Linked DNA regions of Homo sapiens: region 2 is linked to region 1. The links are chromatin loops, found by intact Hi-C in ENCODE. Cell type or tissue: sigmoid colon. All regions are shown on one strand. Links, peaks and the distances in the headings refer to the core of each region. The heading gives the core; the rest is flanking DNA. Region 1 overlaps PIRAT1 (PU.1 (SPI1) induced regulator of S100A8 and S100A9 alarmin transcription 1). Region 2 overlaps LOC107985869 (a long non-coding RNA gene).

What was found. A loop is a pair of places that touch in the nucleus more often than their neighbours do. Peaks named below come from ENCODE experiments on the same cell type or tissue, not always from the same donor. Only the 100,000 strongest peaks of a DNase experiment are listed, where the experiment ranks them.
Region 2: it touches region 1 in a loop (2.1-fold over the local background); 5 of 110 quality-filtered maps call a loop at or near these places.

The regions. Positions count from the first base shown.
Region 1 is chr2:37,833,337-37,841,672 of GRCh38, reverse strand. The region is part of intron 2 of PIRAT1 (PU.1 (SPI1) induced regulator of S100A8 and S100A9 alarmin transcription 1); the gene reads left to right. Among named protein-coding and RNA genes, the nearest start is that of PIRAT1, 38 kb to the left of the region's middle. RefSeq lists an enhancer at 8,127-8,186. In sigmoid colon, for the core only: no CTCF peak of the experiment used is centred there; a DNase peak (open chromatin) is centred at 3,492.
Region 2 is chr2:37,777,986-37,786,321 of GRCh38, reverse strand. It overlaps LOC107985869 (a long non-coding RNA gene), which reads right to left. Exons shown (of 3, transcript XR_001739409.2): 3 at 1-1,132. Among named protein-coding and RNA genes, the nearest start is that of PIRAT1, 94 kb to the left of the region's middle. In sigmoid colon, for the core only: no CTCF peak of the experiment used is centred there; a DNase peak (open chromatin) is centred at 3,421; H3K27ac peaks cover 1,007 bases.

The DNA.
Region 1 (8,336 bases), core at 330-8,329:
TATAAGATGCACCCACTCCCTGTGACTATCACTCACCTTCCTGTATTCTCATACCCTGAGGACACAAAGGTTTCTATGAATTTCAAGATAGTGTTTACGCTCAATTATTTGAAAATGTAAAAACAATTCAAGAGTCATTGATTTGGGACTCTGATAATTCCAGGTGTGGTTAAAATGATGTACATTTTTCACATCATTTACTTTTCTGCCCCCTAAGTAAGCGCAAACAAGATGCAAGGGGCTATTGTATGTGGTGAAAAAAAAAAAAAAACTGGACTGAGATGTAAATGAGCTGGATTCTAGTCTAAGTCCACCACCCAAGACTGTGCCCACGGGCCTGTGGGCTCACCTCCCTGGGGTGAGCTCACCCTCCTTCCCAGTTCCTACCTCGTAAAATGGGAATGTTCAATGGGTCTGCCATTGGGAAATCAACCTAATGAGGAATTGTAGGTGGTTACAATTAACTCTGTTCCATTCCATCCAATAAATATACGTCAAACATTTACCATGTCCAAGGCACTATGTTAATGGTAACATGAAATAAAAGGTACTTCTTGCCCATAGTCCAAAGACAGTAGAGGAGAAAAGACCTTACATCATAGAATTAAAATAACTACATTTTAAAAAATGATGTAATATAGTTTTACACCCTACCCTCATCTTTAGATGAAGAAGCTGAGCTGAGGTTCAGAGAAGTGAAGGGGCTGATTAAAGAATAAACAATTAATAATAGCAGTGGAGTCAGGGCTCTCCAAAGAGGCTAACGAGTTTGATTACTCTAAAGATAGAATTCAATTCATTCCCTAACATTTGCAACTTTAAAAAAAATCAGAGTATAGATTCTAATCAGTATAGAAACTGGATTCTTTTTTATTTTGTTAACCTTTTAGAAGCTGTATGAGAGGGCTCATTGGGAGATGATCCTCGTATTTTTGTAGCTTGATCATCTGTCTATACCAATATGCAAAAGGAGTCAGGATTTAAACACCTAAAGATGAATAGCCTGTTCACCTGTGTACACAATCCAGTGTTTGGACAGGATGATCTGTTATTAATTTAAATCAATAACTGAAAAACAATGCCCATCACCACTCCACCCATCCCATAAGAAAGAAAGAGAGCTGGGATCATAAAACTCACAAAGCATACCTGAAACACTCCATAGAAAACAGTCATAGTTAATGCCTGGGTCAACACAATCCACCTTTGGTTTAATTTACTAAAACACTATGAGAGAGAAGGCCACGGGGGCCTTGACACACCCATCGTAACTATGAACTAATGTCTCCCAGATGATCAGGGAATCCTTTCCTGAGGAATTCAGTTCCCTGAACTTGACCTTGTTCAGTGACTTTAGAGTAAAGAAGAAAATGACTGCCAGATTAAAAGAGAAATATTTTACTCTTTGGCCAGATTCTGATCAGCTGAGAAATAAGATAATGATGCCTGTCAAATGAGCAACCCTCAGCCTTCCCTCCGTCTACAGCTACAGGGAATGGGAAGTAGCCATGAGAAGCCCTGGGGCTGCTGGATACTCTGCAAGGCCATCCTCCTGTAACTAAGGTCACTGTATTGCACTGTCAAATCCAAACGTATCTTAGCTGGAAAGACCTGCCCATCACCTATCAACCCCTTCACTTCATAAACGTGTCTTCAAGGTTCACAAAGACTGGCCCCAGCATCATCGCATGGACCCTTGTGACGCTCTGGAAGGTAGGGCAGGCGTCAGTATTTCTATTTCAGGTGAGACAGTGAACTCAGACCCTATTCAGTGATTCACCCAAGGTCACAGACAGCTTGTCTGTCAGGGAGAAGGAGCCTGAACCCTGGTTGTATCCTCTGAGTTTGGTATCTGACCATTGCCAATCTTACCAAGCAGGACATGAAACTCTTCAAGGCGAGGTAGCTTCTCGTGGTTACCTAGGGGATGAGTACCAGGGTTGAGACTTGAGAGTGCAGAACACTGATTATTTAGCAGTGCCAAGGTGAGCAGCCTTGCTCAAGGCACGGATGGACAAATGTTGCCCAGGACAGCATCCTGCTTTCTTCCTTCCTGTCCCTGAACGTCCCAGGGATTTAACCATCTCCCTTTTCCCATTACTCCCACCTATTTTCCAACTTGGATTCCACTGAAGGAGATGCCACAAAACCTTTCTTCTCCTCACTTTCATCCTGGGAATCAGGATCAGCCTTTCAGTTTGTTTTTGTTTGTTTGTTTGTTTTTAGTTTGTTTGTTTGTTTTTGAGGCGGAGTCTCCCTCCTTCCCCCAGGCTGGAGCGCAGTGGCGCGATTTCAGCTCACTGCAAGCTCCGCCTCCCGGGTTCACGCCATTCTCCTGCCTCAGCCTCCCAAGTAGCTGGGACTACAGGCACCTGCCACCACGCCCGGCTAAATTTTTTTTGTATTTTTAGTAGAGATGGGGTTTCACCATGTTAGCCAGTATGGCCTCGATCTCCTGACCTCGTGATCTGCCCGTCTCGGCCTCCCAAAGTGCTGGGATTACAGGCGTGAGCCACTGCGTGCAGCCAGCCTTTCAGTTTTATGGGTTTATTACTGTTGTTTTGTTTTCAAATTTAATAACCGTGGGGAGAAAAAAGTTAAAGAGGTACCAATGCTTCCAGTTACTAGATAATTTAGAAATTGTGATAATCATTTTCTAATACGGTAACTCTTACTTAATTGCTTAGCAGAGGACCTTATCTACTAATTGCTGATTTGATGGTAGACATCCTTATCATTATTATAAATACTCTTGGCCACCCAGCTAATTAGAAGCAGAACCAATACTTGAACCTAGGCCTTCAGATTCCTTGCCCAGTGCTGCAGTAGGGCTGCCTCACAGGGTTGGGATGCTTGAATTAAGCAGCATAGATAAGAGAGGCTATGAACTTAGGGAAGGGGGCTGTGGGGCTAACGAAAGTGAGGCCAATTACAGTTTATCAGTTATTCAGGCAGGGTCATCTAGGGCCAGTTCCTGCAAGGGTGCTGGGAAACGCAGGTCTAAGAGTCAATGTATAGATTGCTTGGCTCGTTGACAGGACTAAGAAAGCTAAAGCATTTACCAACTGGAGAAGAAGATTGATGAGAGATAGGGACAGAAACCAGTTTTGCTGCCTGCTTTTCCAGTAGGGTAACAACTTTATTCCTTTGGGTGCAAAGGAAAATAAGGAGATGATGAGAGAGGAAGATTTTGGGAAACCAGAAAGAATTGGAGGCCTTAGCTTTGGACTGCTTCTAGACTAACTGTATCCATCTTCTAGACTGGCCAAAAAATCACTTGACTCCCCCTCCTCCCCCAGCTATCCTCTCCTCCCTGGTGCCCAAGCGCTACCTCTCGCCCATGTGCTTATTCCCGTCTCTGTCCTAGACCACTGCAAAGCCTAGTGAATCTGTGTCTCCTCAGCTCCTCCCCAACAAGCCTTTTCCAAGACTCTCCTCTCAGGGGAACACCCACCCTCCCCCAGGCTGGCCATGTGGAGTCTGTCTTGTTCCCCCCATCTCGTTACACTTGTGTATTTGGTCGTTGACGCAGGGGCTGACCCCACATGTTACATCACCCTGTGCAGAGCACATTCAGCAGGCGAATGACTTACAGCACATGCTCTGTCTTCTGTTCTTTCTATTAGGGGCGTGATTTAGAAGATGAATGTTTATAACATGACCTAAGGAATTTCATCCTTCTCTGGAAAACTGTGTAGGAGAGAATCCTGATGGACAAAGAATAATGTGTTCTGGGTTTCAGCCAACTATTTGGAGTTGTTTGAAAAAGCCTTGGTGCTCAACTTCTGCTGTTTATTGCAAACTCATCACCTCCTGATAGTCCCTAGCTGGCTCAGAAGGGAGTGGTGACAAATGAGCATCTCCTTTGTTTTCATGCAGAAACCACTTTGCAGTGATGATGTGTTAATTCTTTATTAAGTGACTTCCTGGCCAAACACCTTGAAAGGCCATGTAACTCTCCTCTCCTGCATTGCATTTGTGGGGGAAAGGAGAAGGTATGGAGCATGAAAGGCAAATCAGATCTATGTACTGGGGTTACCCAGGCAGAAAAGCAGTTCCTTGTGAATGGAAAACAGCTCAGCAGTGTCTGTCCCCTGCCAGGTCCTTGGGAGGTGGTTTGCCATAGTGGAACACCAGATTTGCTGTTGATCTTGGTTAAATCACATAAGGAAGTGATATAACCTCTTTGAACCTCAGTGTCTTCTGCGAAAAGAACCCTGCGAAGCTATCACAGAGATTAAATTAGTTAAATTATGTGTAAAAAGGATAATTTTAAAATACTTCCTGCTGTGTTTTTCTCTGATGATTTCTTGCTACCATTATGACCTTAGAGCAGGAAAAAAGTAAATGCTGCCTCAGGAAGGAAAAGGGAGTTATGTAGACAGGAAGAAGAATTGAAACTCCAGAAAGGATTCTAAGAAGTAAAATACCATTAAAGGAATCTAAAGCAGAGAGGTTTCCCTGAGAAGAGACAGTAAAGATGTTAAGTCTCTGAAGAATTCCTGCATTGACATCTCTTAGGTAGTAATTGGCAAAGGCAAGGTAGTAGCATAATGATCTGGGATAGGGCATATATTTTCTTCAAAAATGAGGTTAATGTGGCAATTCCTAGGTTTCCTGGGGCCTAGACAAGATTCTACCATCCCCAGGGACAGCTGCTCCATGGAGATAAAGAGCCCCCGACAACGGCCTGAAGTAGACCCTATCTAGGTATTGGGGATGGAGAAGGTCATGCTTCTGTAGTACCAGGAAGCTCTGCGGTGGCTGTCTAGCTAGTTGTCCAAAGACCAGTGAACATTCTGCATGATAGAGCCAGCAATTAGATGCCACCAACACCCAGACAGACCATTTGAAGTGACCGGCAGCTGGAGCCAGCAAAGAGCAGACCATGAGTTTTACTGGCCATGAAATTTGGCCACGTATTTTAGACAGGTGTCCAGGGTACAGACCTTGCGGACCATATTGGGTCAGAAACCCAGCTGGTAAACTCTGTTCCCTGTCACTGTGAGGATACATGAGTTTCTCTCTTCAGCCAGATGTCATCTTGGTTGGGAGGAGAATCTAAATGATTAAACATTTTCCCAAAGATACTCAGGTTACCCTAAAAAATCATTTTAAACTTCAAGACACTGTTTTGAATCCAAAGACCTTTGCAATAAAAGATTTCCCTTCCCCATTCCTCGCACAATCCTCTGGCACAGTAGGATGGTTACTCATGAGAATTAGTTGCAGGGATTAGTTGCAGAGAAATAAAAAGGCCCAACTAGCTTGTAGGTCATTGTATTTTAACTCAACTCTGTAACTAACAGCACCACAGGCCAGGCGCAGTGGCTCATGCCTGTACTCCCAGCACTTTGGGAGGCCGAGATGGGCAGATCATGGGGTCAGGAGATGTAGACCATCCTGGCTAACATGGTGAAACCCCGTCTTTACTAAAAATACAAAAAATTAGCTGGGCGTGTGGCGGGTGCCTGTAGTCCCAGCTACTCAGGAGGTTGAGGCAGGAGAATGGCGTGAACCCAGAAGGCGGAGCTTGCAGTGAGCTGAGATAGCGCCACTGCAGTCCAGCCTGGGTGACAGAGCGAGACTCCGTCTCAAAAAAAAAAAAAAAAAAAAATTGCACCACAGATAGGAGACGATGCAAGTGAGTACTCTTAAATGTAATTGAAAATATCAAATTGGATAGAATCCTCCAATATGAAAAGCTTCTCACTTTTGGTATACTAAATACTGCTAACACAGAGTAGGAAGAAAGCTTGTACATACTTACTGGCCACAAGTTGATTTTATTTACAGCACTGAAAGTAAAGAAAAATGGAAATAGTCCATTATGTTTTAGTTAAATTCTTATGTTGAACATAGTTAAGATTTTTTTTCTGGGACTTCACAGTGTGAGGGGAGTGATAACATCCTAACAGTATTCCTTTTTCTAGATCAGTGACATTTGCATCACTTGTGGTGGTCTCCATCCTTCTCCTTCCTAGTGCTCTAGGGTTTGGGTCACCATCTTAGCCAACTGCCAATAGATTTTCACTGCTATCTCTTTCCCACTTTATTCTAGGTTTCTCTGAATTATTTTGTCATTCTTCTTCATTTAATTACCACAAGTGCCCACTATGAAAGATATTATTAACTTCATTTTGCAGATAAAGAAACAATGGTTCCACAGAGTTAAGAGAAGATATTTCTAAATATTTATTGCACATAAAAATGAAGAGAAGCGGCCGGGCGCGGTGGCTCATACCTGTAATCCTAACACTTTGGGAGGCCGAGGTGGGCAGATTGCCTGAGCTCAGGAGTTCGAGACCAGCCTGGGCAACACAGTGAAACCCCATCTCTACTAAAAATACAAAAATTAGCCGGGCGTGGTGGTGCATGCCTATAATCCTAGCTACTCAGGAGGCTGAGGCAGAAGAATCCCTTGAACCTGGGAGGTGGAGGTTGCAGTGAGCCAAAATTGCGCTACTGCACTCCAGTCTGGGTGACAGACCCCATCTCAAAAAAAGGGCATGGCGGTGTGCGCCTGTAGTCCTGGTTACTAGGGAGGCTGAGTCAGGAGAATTGCTTGAACCTGGGAAGCGGAGGTTGCAGTGAGCCGAGATCGTGGTGACAGAGCGAGACTCTGTCTCTTAAAAAAAAAAAAAGATGAGAAGTTTGGTTTTAGCAATAATCCTTATGAAAAGTGTTATTCTTAAAGGAGGTCTGTCCAGCACAGCTACAATGTACTGGTCAAGGTGGATGTCAGAGTGCCCCCCACCCTGGCCTCTCCAATCACATGGAACTCTGAGAATCAAGCTGAGAGGTGGAGAAAGGAAACAGTCAACATAATCTCCAAATTATGTTGCTAGTACTTGGTGGTGGGGCCTTTGGGGGAGGTGATTAGGGTTAGATGAGGTCACGTGAGTGGGGGCCCATGATGGGATTAGTGGCTTTATAAGACGAGGAAGACAGACTTGGGCTGGCACGCTCCCTCTCTCTCGCCATAAGATGCCTTCTCTCAGATTATGACACCACAAGAAGGCCTTTGCCAGGTGCTGGCACCTTGATATTGGACTTCCCAGCCTCTGAAACTGTGAGAAATAAATTTTCTTTATAAATTACCCAGACTGTGGTATTCTGTTATAGCAACACAAAACAAAGACAGATAGTGCCCTTTTTTCTGCCATCAAAACAGAAGATGAGGGTAGGAGTTATCAAGAGACTCTCTCCAAATCTGAAGGAAATCACAAACCTGCAGTGCTGTTTCGAAAGTGTCCGTCAAGACCCTGGGTTTACTCTAGCTCTGAATTCCATTTCCACTGTGTGTGTCTGGGGCTTCACAGGGATAGAGAGGGTGATGGTGATGATGGTGTGGTCGCTTTCTCTTTAATCCACAGCTGTTGAAGTTTTGACCACATTAGGGCCAAATGTGGAAATTAACCTAATTTTTTTTTTTTTTTTTGAGACAGAGTCTTGCTTTGTCACCCAGGCTGGAGTGCACTGGCACGATCTTGGCTCACTGCAATCTCCGCCTCCCGGGTTCAAGCAATTCTGGTGCCTCAGCCTCCCGAGTAGCTGGGATTACAGGCACGCGCCACCATGCCCAGCTAATTTTCGTATTTTTAGTAGAGATGGGGTTTCGCCATGTTGACCAGGCTGGTCTCAAACTCCTGACCTCAGATGATCCGCCTGCCTCGGCCTCCCAAAGTGCTGGGATTACAGGCGTGAGCCACTGTGCCTGGTGACCTTCTTTTTAAATATACTTCACCTAGAAATCCATTTTGTGAGACGAAACATGAAAGTGATCATACTCCCTGCCAGTCTGAGGTGACCAGGGTGTGACTTGACTTATGGTTTCTAAACTTTTTATTCCCAAAGGAAATATTACAGGGAGGGCCAATACATACAACAGGGAAAGGCTGACGGCTCTAGGGGAAACTGAAAGCTGACAGGAGCCCCGCCCTCCACTCTTGCTCTTCCTGCCCCTCCCACACATCCTGGGAGCATCCGTTCAGAACCCCACGGGCTCCACAGAGTGTAGTTGGAAATCACCGCATACATAGAAAATATGAGCAAGAAAACCACACATGAAGAATTATTACTAAGGGCTGCCATAAGCATCATGCTTGTCTTTTGGGGAATTATGATTCATTGACCAAATAAGAACTTACCGCCATTTCTTCTAGCGTGTTTTATCCCAGCAACACTGTGTGCACAGAATAGCTTGACTCCATTTCCACAGTGGCCATTTTAAATTTTAATAAATGCTGTCCCTTTGCTTTGGTTCTCCCTAAATATTCGAATTAGATTCATTTTTATGGTCCCAGAAACGTGCTAGATTTAACAGGAGTCATTAA
Region 2 (8,336 bases), core at 191-8,190, 55 kb after region 1:
GCCCTGAGTGTCTGCTTTCACCTTCTTGATGCCCTGTGACTCCCAGGCTTAAGAAAACCCAGACTGGTCTCCTTGAGGATGAGTGATCACATGGAGAGAGTGTCCTACTCATCGCAGTAGTTCCAGTCATCTCCACTGAGGCCCAACACATGTGATTGAGGCTGGCTGGGACCAGTGAGTCTTTCTCCAACTCCCCACACCTTCACCTGCCAACTGACTGCAGTGAACATGACCTCGGGTGAGACTGGCAGAGGAACTGCCCAGCTGAACCTGGTCCAAATTACAGAAGCATAAGCAAATACATGGTTTACATGGTTGCCATTGTAGGCCACAAATTTTGAGGTAGACTGTTGTGAGGAAATAGATAAGCAATACATGATTAAGGTGAGACAGAAGGAATACGTTTAGAGGGTAAGATTGTACAGATACTGAACAGGGGTATAAAGGGAGCTCACAGCATCTTTCTCCTGTAACTATGGTTGATTGTTATAAACCTAATGAATTTGTGAAGACCTACTGCTCTGACACACGTAATTCTTTGGATAAACAGATATGCTATAATCTTACATCCAGGGAGTTCCAAGCTGAGAGTCTCATTAACTTCCACTTCATCCTTATGACCAATAAAGGGTCAGACCATCTGTGTCTGAGAGAGGGTCTTGGGAATATCCCCGACATCATCCTCAGTCAAGCTTGGGGCCAAACCTCTCAGTCCTTGATCTCTATCAATCCTTGTGGCCATGTGGTGGGAGCATGCTCACCTCATCATCATCTAATCAGCTCCTCAGAGATCTCTAAATTGTTCTGGAGGAAATAATGCTCAGAAAAGTGGATGTGGAAGCAGGCAGGATGGAAATAAAGTATTTCAGCATAAGCTGAACTGATTATTCCAGACCTGACCCTATCTGGGCCAATTTAAGCATTTCAGAGGAATTTTGGTTTGAAGAGGCTGAGATAATCCCTGAAGTCCTTTACAACCAAAGTGAAACGTCAGAAGCAGATTGTTCTTCTCTGAGCAGGGAAGTCCATGGCGTAGTTCTCAGAGTACCTGGTAGTTTCTACCCTGAACTTGCCCACAGACAGGGAAGAAGGCCGAAGTGACTTCATGCAGTGAAAACAAACCACATTCTCCCTGAAAATCAAAAAAAGAAGCTGGTTTCTGAAAAGTTAGTCCATGGGCCAATGGGAAAACACTAGTAAAATCCACATGCTTTGGGATGCAGGTTGCTGTGTGGATTCTAAGAGTCCTCCCTTCCTTCTTAGGTTCAGTCCCAGTGCCACCATCCCTAATGCACTAGGATCCGTTTTATTAGGTTGGTGCAAAAGTAATCACGGGTTTTGGCATGACTTTTAATGTAACCCGCGATTACTTCTGCACCAACGTCATAGTTAAATCTCTCTCACTGCCCCTCTTGTTCTCTTTGTCAACAGCAGAGATGAGGTGAAGGAGTCAGGGAGAGCAGAAATGGCTCTGGTTTCTGAGCTCTGCTTTCTCTACACAATTTCAATGTCCATGAGTGTGGGGAGGAGAGAGGGTGAGGCTGCCAGCTGGAGCCACCACTGCTCAATGCTAAGTGCTTGGAGTGTGGTACGCAGCCCACCCATGTGCCCCGCCAGCCAGCCAGCAGCATTTATGGAGGCTCCAAGGGGACTCAGCCTGCTGGAGATGACACCAGGGATAAGGCAATCTGGCTCCAGCATGGACCTGTTGCATGAATTTAAGCAGGTTAATTAAATTAACATTTCTGAGGCATGCCACAGTTTACATTATGCTTTCAAAAGTACTTTTGAATGAATCCTCTCAAACCCCCCACCACATATGTGACACATGATATATTTTTTTCATATTTAAAAGATGAAGAAACCGAGGTCCAGAGAGGCAAAGTGGTTTTCCAAAGTCACCACATGTCAGATATCATCAGAATCTGTTGCCTCCAAGCCCTTTTCTTTTCTTTTTTTTTTTTTTTTAAAGCATCCAGTTATTTTATTCAGTCATTTCCTGAGCATGCTGGATGCAAAGCCCAGGTGCTTTCCATACCACACTGAGCCACCTCTTGTATATTTACTTCTCTGAGCCTGAGTTCCATCATCATTAAAACAACAACAATTTTATTGTGTGAGGTAAGCATGTTACCTGTGTTATCTCATTTAATCCTTAAAATAACCTATGGGCAGAAACTATTTTTATCCCTGTTTTACAGATGAGAGAATTGGGGCTTAGAGAGATTAGAAACCTGCCCAAGCCAAAGCCCATACTCCTAGCCATCTTGCTATATAAGTTCCTAACTGTCATATGGAATCCCTACCCACCTCACTAGGTGATACTGAAGATAAAATTAGGTGGTGCATGAGAAAATGTTTTTTGGAAGTTAAACGTGTGTAGCATAAATATAAAGAAAAATAAAAATCTATACTCCTGAAGATCTTATATGATAACAAAGCTCAAAAGAACTCCCCCAAAAAACTGACACAACCACAAATCTTCACTGACATTAAGTAGCAGAGACAGCTATATATAAACAACCTGCAACAGGAGGGTCGTAGAACCCAGAAGCATTAGTCCTGGAGGACTTCCTGAAAGAGGTGAGTTTTGGCTAAGTTCCTGTCAATGATGCTGGCATAGACTATAAGAGAGGAGGCTGGGCACAGTGGCTCATGCCTGTAATCCCAGCACTTTGAGAGGCCAAGGCAGGCGGATCACCTGAGGTCAGGAGTTCGAGACCAGGCTGGCCAACATGAGGAAACGCTATCTCTACTAAAAATAAAAAATTAGCCAGGCGTGGTGGTGGACACTTATAATCCCAGATACTCGGGAGGCTGAGGTAGGAGAGTCACTTGAACCTGGTAGGTGGAGGTTGCAGTGAGTCAAGATCATGCCACTGCACTCCAGCCTGGGCAACAGAGTGGTGAGACTCTGTCTCAAAAAAAAAAAAAAATAAAAAAAAAAAAAATAAAAAAAATAAGAGAGGAGAGGCATTCCAAGCAGAAGCTCTGGCCAGCAGGGCCGCACTGCTCCATTGAGCAGGTGTCCAGGCAGGAATAGAGATTCTGGTTAGAGTGGGTGGAAGTAGACCGGGCTCTAAGGCCATAGAAATATGTCTGTGTGACAGATTGGGCCACTCGTCCCCCACCCTCTGCAGTGTTGTACACAATAGCTTCCACATTATCCTAAACACAGACCACAACTCATCCACTGAGCAGTTTTTGCTGCTACAATCCTCAATCTCCTGAAAAATCAAAATACACTCTCTGATCTTGGCACGAACGCTTGCTCTCACTTGTGGGCCTTTTCCATGGACTTTTATGTCTCTGTTTATTTTGTGTTTCATGAGTGGCTCATGCCTTTAAAGGAAATGCACTAACCTTGGCCTGTCATTATGGTCCTGTGCTCGCCCCGCTCCTGGGATGGGTGAGCCTGGGCTTTTAATTTGCTGTGATGGGAGATAATTGTTGCTTGAGTTTCCACCTCTGAAAATAAACCGGGGTGGTGCTTCCCGGCTGGAAATCCACAGAAGCAAGCTCACCCCTGGGGCCTGTGCCAGGGGAGGCTTAAGCCATCGCTGGAGTGACTGATCTTAACATCCCTCACTCCTTTCCTTTTCTGGATTTCAAAACATACAATTAGTGTTTTCTTTAAGAGCCCAAGATGGCAAAGTTACGAAAGTTCGGGAGACTTTTCGATATTGTATGCAAGAATTCTAGAGGTGGGACTCCGGGAGACCAGTAACACATTTGATGGTGGAAGCTCTGTTATTCCAGGTCACTGTGTGAGGCGAGGTGGAGTGGAGCCCCCAGCCAACCGGCACTGAACATTTAGTGAGATTGAGAAGTAAGCTCATTGTTAGCTACTAAGATTTGGGAGTTGTTTGTTGCCACAGCATAAACTAGCCTACCCTGACTATAAAAATACATGAAGCACTTAGCATAGTCCCTAGAGCATCACAGCCTCATAATAAGTGATAACTCTTATTTTGATAGAGCTGTCTTGAAGCAATCACACAGAGTCTAGCACAGTTCTGAGCAAATGCTTGTATACTTTTTTACAATGACAGAGGATGAGTTCAAAGTCAGCAGAGGCTATCAGAACCCAGGAAAATACTGGGCCCAAGAGAAACGAAACCCTTTCCAGAAATGGGAGAGAGAGGACTGCTATTTGCCCCCACGTGTACAGTCAAGTCATCATATGCTCCAGTTTTCACTAACTAGAAACTTGTTCCCATTTTACTCTCAGTGAAGTTATTTCTGAGGCCTGAGTCTGATGCATTCTCAGCTCAGAATATCAGGTAACAGAAGCTAGATACCTGATCCTCAAATTTGTCATTAATTACTTAGTGCAGAAACCAAGGTGTCATAAGGGTATTTTTTTTTTTTTTATTTCGCTCAGTAAGTTATAAAACTCTAAGAACCTCAGTTACATTAGCGTAAAGGCAGCCGCAGTTGAAGAAGCTGACCATTTTTTCCAGGGCAGTATTTAGTGCCAAAAGGAGTTTATTACATTTATTACAAATAAGAAGAGGCAGTGCAGGTAGAAGTTAAGAGTGTGGCCTTGGGTGCCCACCCACAAGATGTAGGCTTACATTCTAATTCCTTAACTACAAGGTGGTATGGGTTTAAGAACTTAGAGCTATTCTTTATGCACGGGGATCACTCAGTAAATAATAAGCCTCATTATACACACTGAATTGGTTGATGATTTTTAACATTTATATTATTGTTTTAGTCATTTATTTATTCAAAAAATATTTGCTTCAAACTTTCTCAGTGCCACTACCTCACTTAATCTTCTCAGTGACTCTATAAGATCAGGAAAATTGCTCTCACTTTATAAGTAATTAAATAGAGGCACAGAGACAGTAATCTTAAGACCACATAGCCAGTTAAATGGAAGAGCTGAGTTTAAACCCAGATCTTAAATAGGAAAATCCTACAAAGTCTTAGTTCATTGGGAAGTAGATCTTGTGAGTAAATTCAAAAATCTTCACAGCTTCTAAAAAGGGGGAAGAGATTGTTCTAATACCACCCAGCCCACTCTGAGGTCCAGTTTGTATGTGATAGGGATATTTAATATAGAAAGGTATGTTGACAAGGGCGTGAGTCATCTCCTGAAGATAAATACCATCTGTGCATGGAACATGTGGTTAAATAAGGGAAATGCCTGTCAATAAAGAGTGGCCATCTCCCCTGAAAGCCGTGCAGACCCAACACGGTAGCCAAGGGCCACTATTCATTGCTCTCTCACCCGAGAGGTCTCTTGAAGAAGGATGCAGAGTTGGACCTCGAAATCAGTCATTCAACACACGTCTAAATATTTTCTAGCAAGGTAAACACTCTCTCAGGCATCTTACCTTCATATAGCTTCATTGCATGATAAAGTGATTCTATCTCAGGAAAAAAAAAATCATGGATAAAAAGAGAGACTTGCATGTTTAGACTCTTGTCATTAACAATGCACACAAAGAGCTACTGTGATCACCGGTGTTACCTGGACCAAAAAGGGGTAAAGAGGGCTGAAGTGTTTTATGAGTTAGCCCATTCCTTGATAACTTCAGCTTTTAAGTTTTGCCAGCTGCTGCCAAGCTGGAAAATTAGATGCATTGTATTTCATTATGTTTCATTCATTAATTCAACCAATGTTGCTTGGGCACCCTCTAATGAACTTAATGAGTGTGGCCAGGTTGTGTGAGTAAGGCAAAGATGAATTCCCTGCCCTGGGGAGCTTGCAGTCTGGTAGGAGACAGAAGTACCCCAAACGAAGGTTCTAGAAAAGCAGGGCCAAACACAAAGTACTAGCTGCTGTCCAGGAGTGGAGTGGAGTCTGGACCGGAAGATGATGACAGTATTTGAGTCAGGTTTTACCAAAATACTTGTATTACTGGTAAGCTCAGTGTGCATTCTCTGGCTAAGCCCTGAGAGGTAGGGAACTGGAGTCCTGTGAAAGAACCTGCTTCCCTGCCACTGGGGCCCTGCACCTCCCTGGTCTCTAGCAGATGCTGCCTCTCCATTCAGCACAGAAATGGGAAGCCTACCCCTCTCCACCAGATCTCACAAGACCCCTCATCAGTAGGGCCCCTTCAGCCTCTGACTCACCCATTCCAGTGCTCAGTCTGAGGTGCCTGTGGGAAGAAAAGACCCATGGCTGGGTGGGTGCCTATCCTCTCTCTCTAGACTCAACACCACCTGCCTAAGCACAGACTCTTCCTTGATCTAAAACAAAAAGCCCCCATGTACATCCATTCTTTGAAACAATGCCTGGGGCTAGGGAAATGATCTCCCCTAGAGTGACTGTAATTCATCATTCCAAACTGAGAAACTGTAGAGAGTGGCAAATGCAAGCCGGAAGGGACTCTAGAACCATAGTCCTAAGCCAGGACCATCCCAGGAAAACAGATCTTGCAACCATTCTTGTTCCCAATTACATCCAGTCTCTGCTGGCCCTGCCACAGGCTCTGGGGACTCAGTGCTTTATGGGTGCTGCATTTACATTTGCTGGCCAAGAGATGCAAAATAAAACCATGGTCAAATTTCAATTGCCTGCCTGGAAATATAAGACCAGTACCCAGGAAGTGGAATAAAGAGCTGGTTTAGGGGTTTGAACTTCCACCAAATTGACTCAACCACCATGTAACCGGAGGCCCCAGTTTTTGGGACATAGCTGTCTATAGTCTGATTGGTGGCATTTTTCAGGCAGAATAAGGAAATTATATCAGTCAAGAATGCATTTGTCCTAATTTGTACTGATTTGCTGCTGCCCGTTCAAAGGATCTTATTTAAGACCAGAGTAATTTGTTTTCTGTGCTGCCTTGAACAAAACTCCTCCCTGCACTTGAGCGTATAATATTTGTAGACATTTGTCTTCAGGCTAGTGCAGTAATCTTCCTTGTATGCAACTGGGTTTTCTCTGAAAAGACAGTTGTTTAAAGTTCAGCCCAACGTTTATTGACTTTTTTTGTGCTTGTATCTACAGAGAAATCATAGTCACTGGTTTGAACGGACTAATCAAGACCTATGAACTGCTGTCTGCACTAATATCCACTTTCCCAGAGATCAAAGCCACGTGGCTGGGGAGACAGACTTTCAGCTGCTTTTCTTGCATCCTTTTCTGATCAGAGTGATTTATCACTTGAATGCCATCATCGGGTCACAGGCTTTTTACTTCAGATATTTGGTATCAGACTGTTGAGTATCAGATGATTTAGCATTTGAGTTTATGCTTAATCTGTCTTATAAACAACCCTGTGATTTAAAAGAAAATGAAAGCCTCTTCTATGAGGAAAGCCTTGTCTATGGGACTCTAAGAAATGGGAGGAGGCAATATTTAGGAAATCCAGTAGGCCTCATTTAATCTCTCCTTCCTTTAACCCAGGGATAGAACAGCATGTTGTGATGAGGACATTCTATCCCTGAGCCAGGATGAAATGGTGCAGGATGAGGGCATTGTTCCTCACTGTGCAGGAAGGAAGAACAGGGATCATTTGCCTCCATTTTTCAGAGATTCCTGGCTCCTCTTGACCCTGAACTCCCCATTGTATTTTTGGGAAGAATACCCACAGTACTTCCACAGACAGAAAAACCTCGAGGGCAAAGCCCAAACGTTATGGTTGCTATGATCTCTCTACTAACCTCAAAGAATAAACTACAACATTCTAAGCATATGGATCTCTATGTGGCCCCTGCCAGGAAAATTGTCTGTTCTGAATCTGGTACCAGCCCTTCAAATCCAGAAAAGCTAGGTCCTAAGGTGGTGCTGAGCATGTAGAAGAAGGGTTGCAAACCAGCTTTCCTAGTTGCAATGACCACAGATCCTAGGGACCTCTTCAGTGTTAAGTTTCTCCCCAGACCCCACTGCTGCCCTGGGGGTTTGCCGGATATCGCTTCTTGCATCGAGGGCTGCCTTCTCTCACATTTGCCCTGCCATTTGATGTCCCAAATCTTGAACAGGCCTGCCTGGCCTCACCTTGATAGCACCTTCACCATAGTAAGTATTCAGTATCTGGATTGGCAGACCACCAGGCGGACCCAGTGAGATTGACTGGTACCCAGTAGCAGCTCAATCCATACTCCATGAATGAATGAATGAATGAATGAGGATTGAAGGAAGTATGAAATTCCAGCCATGCTTCCCAGGGGAGGGTCTGCAGCCCTGACTCAGACAGAGACGGTAACAGGAGCAGTTTGAACCACCCATCACCACTCCAGCCTGGAGGCTCTATGGGAAGAGACCAGGAGCAAGGGAGAAAGAGTAGGCCCTTGCTCTGGACAGATCCTCTAGTGCTGCTGCTGTAGGGCCAGAGTAAGGACCCCTTGTGAGGATGAGAAAGGAAGAAGTGTCTCCTCCA